Linked DNA regions of Mus musculus: region 1 is linked to region 2. The links are chromatin contacts, found by POLR2A ChIA-PET in ENCODE. All regions are on one chromosome and are shown on one strand. Each heading gives the region's core, a stretch centred on a gene start or an enhancer-like site at or near the end of the contact. The rest is flanking DNA. Distances are from core to core; before and after follow the strand shown.

Region 1 (4,993 bases), core at 596-3,095, 76 kb before region 2:
CTGGTTCTGATAACAATTCAAGTGCCAGCCCCGGCTTTCCCTCAAGAACTCCCTCTAGCAATTGAGAATACATTTCTCTGTTCGATCTAATTCAAAAAGCTGGATCTAATGTAAAATTCACAACCTCAAAAAGCTAGGCAGATAGGGCATGAAGGATGACAACGCACACTACTGCCCTGCCGTGACGGTATTTTAGGTTACCAAGTGTAACATAAGACTCCTGACCCAATTTCCACACAATTTGTTGGTCCAGCCCATAACTACTTTACAGTGCGGTTGGTAATTACATTACTGTGCTGTGTGGTCATTACGTCATCAGCTGGGAGAGGTAAAGCCCACCAGGCACTGTGTTCTTTTCCGGTTTGCTTTTCCTGAGTGACTGAAGAACCCAGACCACCTACTCACCTGGCTGTGAGCTAGCTAACTTAAGTGAAGGCGCTAAGGGCCTAAGACCCAGATTTAGGCCAAAGTCGCTCAAAATTCCTTTCCCCAAGTTTAAGTTTTCCAATGGCCTGGATCTCTTAGGGCTTAAGCAGTTTCCACTTCATGAAACGTTCTCTGTTCTAGTCAAGTACAACTCCCAGAGATTCATCCCCTACTTTTTTATCTTAGCAGATCTCTGAAGCACCTTGGAAGAGTCAGTCTCTCAGTCTCTCTCTGTCTCTCTCTCTCTGTCTCTGTCTCTCTTTCACACACACACACACACACACACACACACACACACACACGCCACGAACACACGAGCGTCCAGGGCATCACAACTTTGCCCCTCTTGACTGCCGGCAGACTTACTTAAGGAAGTATCTCTGGCCAGTGGCCGTGAAGGTCATCTCCCACCCGGGGGGCAACGGCAGCTCGTCGGTCACGTCATAGGACTGCTGGCGGAGATGTGCATGCTGCTGTGCAGGGCCTCCAGCGGCTCCCGCACCGGTGCCCAGCTGCAGGGATGCGGGCGACGAGTGCGAGCGGACGTGCTGCGCGCCGCCAGCTAGTCGAGGCCCCGGGTGGCCGCCTGATGAGTCTGTGCTGGATTGGCGCGAGTGCGAGCCGGAATCGGGCTCCTTAAAGAAGGACTCCGGGAGGATCTTTTTCCGCCATGAGCTGGGCTTGGGGTTCATGACAGAGTTGAAGAGGGCTTCGAGGTCGGTGTCCAGGTCCTGCGTGACGTGGATGACTTGCTGCCCTGGCGGCGGGAGCGGATGGGGCACCGAGGACGGATTCATCTTTCTACAAGAAAAAAGAAAGATCAGATCAGCCTTTTGGTGCAAGTCAGAGGAGGAGGGGGTAGTCCCGGGGAAGGACAGAGAGAACCTAGAGACAGTTAGGTATGGGTCCAGGGACCAGCCGGTGGGGGAGGGGGCGCCCCTGGCCTCCGAGATTATGCAACTTTCCCGCAACAGAGAAGCTCCCCTGAGCAGGCAGCCGCGGGAGGAAGGGGGGGGGGGGTGCCTGCACCAGACCCAGTCGCAGCTTCCCCTGCCCAATACCCCCACCGGCAACCCCAGGCGTCCCGACTGCGGTCGTCTAAGAGCCGGACGCCACAGAGGGTGCGGGGCGCGGCGGGAGCTACCTGGGGACTCGGGGAAGCCAAGCCTGGGCGCCTCCCGAACTGACGAGCTGGAACCCGGTCCCGGCTGGCAGATCCCGAGCGGATTCCCAGCAGCCGAAGGCTTATCCTCTTACATCCCCGGAACCGGCCTCGGGCGCTCCCACTGCGCGAGGAGGCGACAGAGAAGACGTAGACGAGCGCAGCCGCCGCGGCTCCCGGACTGTCCCATAAACAAAGTTTGAAGCAAACTCCCACCCTTAGGAAAGAGGCGGGCCGAAAGTGGAGCTGTTGAATTATGCATGACCTCCTGGCCGGAGCCAGCCTGCCCCACGCCCCTCCTCTTCCTCCTCCTCCCACCCTAGCCCGGCTGGCGGGGGTGGGCTGGGCACTTCGCAGCTCGGGAGAGACCGTGCCCCCGCCCCGCCGCGCCGCTCCGACCTCTCCCGCCGAGCGCCTATCTGCATTCCTTTGAGTTTACCACTGACTTGGGGCGGGATCAAAGAGAAAATGGTTCAAGCCTGTTAAATCAAGGGGTTATGGACAAAAACCAAATCGGAGAATAACGGAGGGCCCTCGGTTGAGGGTCCAAGGCCCAGAATGAGTCTGTCCTGAGCGCTTGCCCTCGTCTTAAGGGGAGCGCCCAGCACCCGGAATGTGGCACGGGGCGCGGATCTGCCAGAGGTCGGACCGGGGCGCACCCTGGCTCAGGGAGACACCCGCGAGGCCAGACTTTCCACGGAAGGCTGCTTAACGCTTGTGACCATATTTGGTCTGCTGGGGAGACAACTTGGCTGTTTGGCTTTCAGTTGTCTGCGAGACGGTTTCCCAAAAAGTGCCGCTGTTGCTGAAGATGCGGCTTCACCGAGGAGTCGATTGTAAACTACCAACTTTCAAGCCTTTCATCAATCCTTAGAAGGCCGAGACAAAGCTGCGTTCTAGAAGGCCAAGCAATTGCGCCCCCTTCCCTCCTCCCGCGGCGTTTGCGAGGGTAGTGGGAGGATTGGAATGTCCCTGGGTCGCTCTAGGGAGCCTGGAACTGGAATGGAACAGGGGCAGGTGGCTAGGATAGAGAGGGTGTGCCAGTGACCCGGAAAAAGCCACACAGCCTCCCACCCGACTGGACATGGGCCAGAGGTGGAGACCCCAGCCTTTGGAGAGAGGAGGTCTGGCCTGGTAAGACAGCTGCCGGGAAGAGGGAGGAGGCCTTGCCCTTCCCACTGCCAGCTGCTCAACTATTCCTTCTCTCCAAGAAAGGGTGGCTGCTTTTTAAGTTACATTCCAGAAAGCCCCTACCCGACCCACAGATTCTAATAGACAAGTTTATTAGATAGGTTAAATGAGGCAATACACGCAAAGCACTTTGCTTAGCCAAGGCTGCATGGAAGTTTGTCAGCAGAATTGTATCAAATGCAGGCACTGTGCCTCACCATATTAAAGAGAGACATAAAAGTCAAAATTAAATCCACAGTTGACAGTGCTACAGGAAAATGAAGACAACTGTGACCTAACAGCAAGGTGAAGGGACAAATGCAAGCCACTCCATCATTTTTACTTTAAGACAGAAGAGAGAACAAAACTGTGGCTCAGCTGGAAAAGATCCTTTCAGGCAATTCTGACAACCTGAGTTCGAATCCCACACACTACATGGTAGAAGGAGAGAACCAACTCTAGCCCCCACATGAGCCCCCAACACATTTTTTTTTAATTTTGAGACCATCTTTGATTAGCTGTGTCCTATCCCAGTACCCATACATGAGCTGTGACTCCAGGTCCCTTACAGACTTTTCCCAAAATGGCAAGTGGTCTTATACTAAGGCCTCTTGAACTTTTTCAATCATGACCCCTTTTTGCCTGAAAAACTATCTATCTGACCCTAATCTATATTTGTATAAAATAGGTAAGAATCAAACATTTACTGATAATCATAAATTGATTTTAAAATAATTCATTCCTGGGCATATATAAAATTTTGCCGTTCATTAAAGATAATAAGATATGCTTTGGGCTAGGACTATAGTTCAGTGGCAGAGCACTTGCCTGGGATCATTCCCTAGTAATAATAAGTGCTAAACAAATGTGATGGTTCCCATATACAGAATTAAACCCTGACTCTTTTTTTTTTTCTTTTTTTTTTTTTTTTTTTTTTTTTTTTTTTTGGTTTTTCGAGGCAGGGTTTCTCTGTGTAGCCTTGGCTGTCCTGGAACTCACTTTGTAGACCTGGCTGGCCTCAAACTCAGAGATCCACCTGTCTCTGCCTCCCAAGTGCTGGGATTAAACGTGTGCTCCACCACGCCCGGCTAATCCTGACTCTTTGATACTACAGGACATAGGGTGCCTTCAACATTTTTCACCTTTTTTATTTTATAATTGCTAGTCCTGAGACTGGTGTTGTACAAAATGGCAGAAGTATGTTTAGGGCCATCTCAGAAACTATTGGAAGTTCTGTCCTAGGTCCAAGCCAATATTTCATTTAATGATTTTTTTTTTTTTGTAATGAAAGTCAAGTCAGCAACTCAGTCATTTCCAACATCAAACATCCTAACCAAAATATATGTTAATGTATACATACTGAGGAATGAAGGTAGAAAAATATTGTCTATTTTCCATAATTAAATCATTTTCTGTAAAAGCACAGTGCTGTATGCCCAGTAAGACCACAATTCAAATCTGAGCAGTACTATTTCAGGCAGCTCTCCTTGGTGTTGTGTAGTGTGCCCAGAACAAAGTACACATGTTAAACATGTATGTTCAGAACCAAGAGTACAGTGAAGTCTCAAGATGCCACACAAACAAGTATTACCAACGATGAAAATCATGTTTGATTTTGAATTAATTTTTGGTTCTGTGCATGTAATCTAAAAACTATTTTTCTTGAGACAGGGTTTCTCTATAGCCCTGGCTATGTCCTGGAACTCAGTGATCTGCCTGCTTCTGCCTCTCACAGTTGCCAAATCTTTCACGACCCCTGCTCCACAATAAATTACACAACCCATGTGAGTTCACAACCCAGAGTTTAAGAGGATCTGCTTCAAACAGAGAAAGGCACCTGGATCACCTACCAAGATAAGCAGGGCTGGTTGCTTCCAGTAATCTGAAACTGCTGATTCCAGAAACAAGTCCTCTCTTCAAAGGACAGAGAGAAAGGGGGAACGAACGCTGCTGAGGCTCCTTGCCTTGGAAACAGAATCTTTGCAAGAGGGAGGGAATGAACTGTGGAGCTGGAGGAAGCAAAGTGCCTGGGATGGAAAGGTTACCAATTCAGAAGCTGCTGTGCTGCTGTGAGGATGTCCAAGGCCAGTCCCATTCCAGGAAGGTTCTTATCTCAAAGAGGTGAATAGGGCTTGAGATCAGATAAATAAGGATGCAGTCTTTATTCCTTGCTAAGTCTCAAACAGCAGTGAACCCAGGCGTAAGTTAGAAATCGTTGCTAACTCAAAAACTTCC
Region 2 (5,591 bases), core at 1,794-4,293:
CTTGCCTCCCCTGGCTTGCTCAGCCTGCTCTCTTATAGAACCAAGACTACCAGCCCAGGGATTGTCCCACCCACAAGGGGCCTTTCCCCCTTGATCACTAATTGAGAAAATGCCTTACAGTTGGATCTCATGGAGGCATTTCCTCAACTGAAGCTCCTTTCTCTGTGATAACTCCAGCTGTGTCAAGTTGACACAATACTAGCCAGTACAGCTTCCTTATTTCAGGTTACACAGTCTCTACTGTGATAATGACGCACAAACTTTGATTCCTATTACCAATATCTGGATTAAAAGAGAGATTTTAAAATTTCTGCTCTCCAGGCCAAACTTTATACTAGTATCATCAGAATCAGATAGGGCACATCTATTTTGAGTTTGTGACTATGTGATATTGAGTACACAGACTCGTACACTTTTCTTTGTGTATTTTGTAGATAACATCTTTCTAGTTGAAAAAGTATCTCACACTTGTTACCCAGACTGGTCTCAAACTCCTGGGCTAGTGGCCCCACTGCTTCAGCCTCTCAAGTAACTGAGACTTGGGGTCTGTATTGGGCCTGGATCCTGGATTTATGAGTCTTCCAAAATAGCTAAATGACAAATCTTTTCAAAAACAATGTTTTACCAGAGAAGCCAGACATCAATGATTTTTTTGTGTTCTGTGTAAGTTTTTTTGTTCCGGTGCTAGAGATTCAAGCTTGGGCCTCGAATACACTAGGAGAATGCACTACCAGAACTAACCCCGGCCCTATATAGGAGGATTGCCTCAGTCACTGCATGTGTGCACAGATAAAATGAGTTAAAAAAAAAAAAAAACTGCATTAAATACTTCCGATGGTGGTTACCTTTGGAGAGGAGGGAAGGAACAATCATTAATAGGAGGTAAAAAAAAAGATGTCTCTGGGGTCCTGGTCACGGTCACATCTATTTTGAGTTTGTGACTATGTGATATTGAGTACACAGACTTGTACACTTTTCTTTGTGTACAAGAGAGAACTGTGTTTTTAAACTAAGCATTGCCAAAAACCAAAGCAACACAAACAAACAAGTCTGTTTTGTAAACCATACTTTCTTCTAAACGACTTCTTAACAACTTTTCAGATTGCACAACTGCTACTGTGCCTGACTACCTGAGTTCAGTCCCTTCGGACAAACTTCTGAAAGCTGTCCTCTGACCTCTACACAAGTGACATTCATGTACGCATACATTAAGTAAACACATGTAATAAAAACAAATTTAAAACCTTTGCAAATTAAACTCAGTAAATCAAATTAGAAATAAAAGGAAATGAGCTACTTGTGAAATGACCCAAAGTGACCATTAAAATCTACATTTTCGTTTTCACACCAGAGCTTGGTTAAGTTGGTAAATAACAGATTTAAGAAAAGGAAAAGCCATACCTGTACATCTAGCCGCCACTCAAGACTATGGTAACTGGGAAGACGAGGTGCTAACTCGTTCAGAATAGTTCTGATCTCCTTTCTGTTGTCCAGGTAGAGCTGAAGCAATAATTTGTTTAGTTCTTCAGAGAATCCCAGAACAAAGACAGAGTCTTGGAAATCCAGTTCAGAAATCTAAAGGTAAATTGAGTTCAACAGAACACTGGAATTTATCTTTGTCTAGTAAATGCTAAACCATTTCTACACACACAAGTACATTATATCCTCTAATTCTATTTAGAACATTCCTTAAAGACCCACCATTCTGAAATCCAAGTTACTAATATACAAAATAACCTTATTAAAATAGGAAAGAAATTAAGATGCCTAATTTTATTTAATATTTTTCCATCAAGCCAGATAATGACTGCTGATACATTTTTAAAAATGCAATATTTCATTCTCCCATCTCCTGACATACATGGGTGATGGCACATGATGCAGAAATAGAGACAATTATAATTTAAACCGGCAAGAGGAATTCATATTAGATAACGCCAATAGCACTGTTTTGGTATACTGCACAAATTCGATTATGAGTTAGAAATATTGTAATAGGCGCCAGTTTGAAAGGATCTGGGTGATACAATACAGCTCTCAGAAGTCTTACCATAAGCTTTGAGCTCTCGGTGAGGAGATACGTTAATCCTTCCACACCATGCTGGATAGTGTCACTACTCACGTTCAGTTTTCCTAAGGTGGTGGTGGTGGTGGTGGTGGTGGTGGTGGTGGTGGGGTGGTGAAGAAATAAACAGATTATCAATTTGTTTAAAAATAAACACATTCAATTGCTCTGTTTTCAAACTATACAATAAAAATGAGTTAAGCGGAGACTACTGTTCCTTCTTAACCCACTCCACTAACAGGGGCCTTGGCTATTTCCCTCCAAGTCAGCCTAACAAAACACAAACCTGTGAACAGACACACAAAGCCCCTTCAACCCAGGCAGAAGGAGAAGTCAGTAGAGATGTTCTTAATCTCAACCACCACCACCACCACCCCCCCCCCCCCAGCTTAGAAAAAAAGCAGTTTCTGGGTAGCAAATGTTTACTAAACACTTCGATGACAGTTCCACTTCTTCAGCATGCGGTATTTTATTAAGCACCAGAATATTTCTAAAAGGCAGGTGGCACTGTATTCATTTTAAATATGAAGATATTTGTTCCACACTAGTTATAAAAGCGCGCAGCTCCTTGCAGTGTGCGCCTTGACTGACTGCTCTGCGGGGTTTTAAGAGGAACAAGGAACAAGACCCTAGGACCTGCAAAGACTCCTGCGGAGAAAGAGAATGGATCGCACTCTCCAGCTCCACAGACAGAGCCCGTCCTCCCCCTTTCTTACTGGCGGCGCCTTCGTAGATCTTCGGGTTTGAGCCCCGTCGGAGGAACTCCACGGCGATCCTCCCGAACTCGGCGACCACTGCAACGGAAGTCAGCAGCAGGCTGTGAGTGCCGGGCTGTCCCCCGGGTTGTCCCCGCCGCAAGCACCCCGCAAGCACTAACTTACCTGCAGTGTCCACTTGCGGCAGGAAGGCCAAGTGCTCCTTGTGCTCCTCGGACAAATCCAGCAGCATTTTAGCGGCTCTTCAGACTTTGCCACCCGGCGCCGGCCCCGCCCTCACCACTTCCGACCTCTGTGCAGGCAAAAAGAAGTTCCGGCGGGCGTCGCGGTACAGCCCATGCTTTGGGTTCCGGTTGCTGGCAGTCCTAGGAGCACGGTATCGTCCGGTTCACTCTATAGGAGTGAAGGTAGGCAGTGAACGCTGGTTAAAAGAGTTGAAGGTACAAGTCTTCCACTCATTCATGAGCCATCCTGCAAAAGTGTAATATGTAGTGCTGGAGAGATGGTGGTTAAGTGGTTAAGATCTCTTGTTGCTCTTGCAGAAGAACCAGATTCGGTTCCAGTACTCACGTTCTCAACCATCACTAACTCTAGTTTTGGGTATATAACACTCATGTATATGTATATGTATGTGTATGTGTATATGTGTATATGTATATACATATACTCATGTATATGTATGTGTATGTGTATATGTATATATATGTGTATATATATGTATATATGTATACGTATATTACATGTATATATACATAAATATATATGTAGTGACTATTTTGTACACTCCACAAATACCTTGAAGAAACTACACTATGACTACACTATGAGCAGAGGTCTTTGCATTAATTTCTGAAGATACAGCCCCAACTAGGGTAGTTTTGAACAGTTTGTGTAGGACTTTGTGTTATCACAAGCCTTCATGATCCCTAAATAAGCCTGTGAACGTGTCCACTTAGGCAAGAAAGGGAGCACTTTCTTAGTACAAAAGGGAAGATGCTAACCAAACATACCTTTGTTTACATGTGAGGTTTGCTTCAAATGGTGCAAACACCATTTCTTCAGATTTAGAAGCTGGCTGCTCAGTTCATGAGCAGGTAGGGATAGACACACCCTACACTGTATCCCTTGCTGCTACAACTTTGGACTCAATAAAAGGCTTCTCTCTAGGGGTCTTTTCTTGCCCACTTCTGGAAGCAGATACAGTGCTATAGCAGCAATGATAAAAGCAGCCATGTGGCAGCAGCTGCGACAGCTGAGCATTCTGAACATCAAGCCATAGAAGTGACAGCACAGCCTGACTCTTGCCAGCAGAAGAGGGAGAGCTGAGAGGCGGGGAACGTAAAATAACCAGTTTCTTAGGAACTGAAGAGGGATAGAAGATGGTAAAGATTCAAACAGACTGGGTGGGTAAGATAGCTGAGTGGGTAAGATAGCTCAGTGGATAAAAGCTGCTTGCTGTGAAGCCTGAAGACAAGAGTTCAACCCCTGGAACCCTCACGGTAGAAGAGAAAACCAACACATATGAGTTGTTCTCTGACTCACCAACGTACACTGAGGCACATGTGTTCACATATTAACTCACTCCTCCCCTCTCTCCCTTTTCTCACTCTCTGTCTCTTCCTAATGTCATAAAAATTATTTTAGAAATAATCAAAGAGTTCTTGAGTTCTAGGGAGCCAATGTTTTCAACTACCCCAGGCCCAGGAACTACACAATTGTCTATCACCAAGGGGTGAGGAATTGGATACCTGCCTATTTAGTATCTTCAGTGCTGGCTACTGCCCAAGACTAAGATATCTTGATTTTTTTTTTACACCTATAAAAGAGTCTTGGTACTTACTGTAGACCTATACAAGAGCCATGAACCTTGTAGAAGTAAGGATTCCACTACCAATGTTAGATTTCTGAAGTAGCACAACATTAGATTTCCGAGGCAGCTTAAAGAAACAGCTTATAGAGGCAGGAAATAGACCAGTCTGACCTCAACGGATGGAACTCTTTATTTCAAACAGAAAGGGCAGGCACAGGATGAAGGCAGTGTCTGCAAAAGGAAAAGGGGGTGCTTGGGCTTATGTAGGCAGTTTGGGAATGCAACTGCTAGGGCTACAGGTAAGCCTGTAGTTTCTCCCTCCTGGAGCTGTTTATCCACACAGGTCTGTTTATCTTTAGAAACTCCCTTGCCTGGCTATCAGGATGCAAGGGCAGAGTGGGCAGATGAGTTTGGAAATGGCAGTGAGGAGGGAAGAACTGGAGGGTTTTGTTTTATTTGTTTTTGTGGTCTTCTGAGACAGGGTCTCTCTTCATTGCTGCCTGGAACTTCTTCTGTAGAAGGGCTGGCCTTGAACTCAGAGGTCTGCTGGCCTCTGCCTCCTGAGTGCTGGGATTAAAGCCATGCACCACCATGCCTGGCAAGAGGTTGGAGTTTCAACATAGTGGCAGGGGATTTCAGCAAGCTTTAGGGGAGAAAAGCTCTTTAGTCAGGGTCTGGCGCTGTTTGTTCAAGGTCTATTCCAACACTAAGGCTTGCCCAGGGATCATAGCACTTGCAGGGTTAGGAATGTTACTATCAGAAATCTGCACAGGAGATGTAACCGTAGAGGCTACCACCTGCTACCGGGCTCATCTGCTGCTGCCTTCTGCCGTCCAGGGTTATAAAGCTCACCAGAGGCTAGCACTGGAACAACTTCTTGTTTCCTACCTGGGATTTCTGAGGAGGAAAGGAGGCCTCTGGCCAGCTGCTTGGAAACATTTGAACTTGTTTGTTAGGCCTTGAAGCAAGTGTTAGGGAGGCATGTCAAATGAGATCTCCT

Evidence for each region. ChIA-PET counts read pairs that join two places held with the same protein, here RNA polymerase II (POLR2A).
Region 1: POLR2A ChIA-PET joins it to region 2 with 20 read pairs in Patski. The contact joins the promoter of Wwtr1 here to the promoter of Commd2 in region 2. POLR2A ChIA-PET finds 5 or more read pairs at or near these places in 3 of 5 experiments (Patski and embryonic stem cell).

What each region holds. Positions count from the first base shown.
Region 1 is chr3:57,574,031-57,579,023 of GRCm38, forward strand. Wwtr1 (WW domain containing transcription regulator 1) reads right to left here and starts at 1,846. Exons shown (of 7, transcript NM_133784.3): 1 at 1,571-1,846; 2 at 793-1,227. The coding sequence starts at 1,223.
Region 2 is chr3:57,648,641-57,654,231 of GRCm38, forward strand. It overlaps Commd2 (COMM domain containing 2), which reads right to left and starts at 3,044. Exons shown (of 5, transcript NM_175095.4): 1 at 2,947-3,044; 2 at 2,782-2,859; 3 at 2,051-2,133; 4 at 1,402-1,575. The coding sequence starts at 3,013.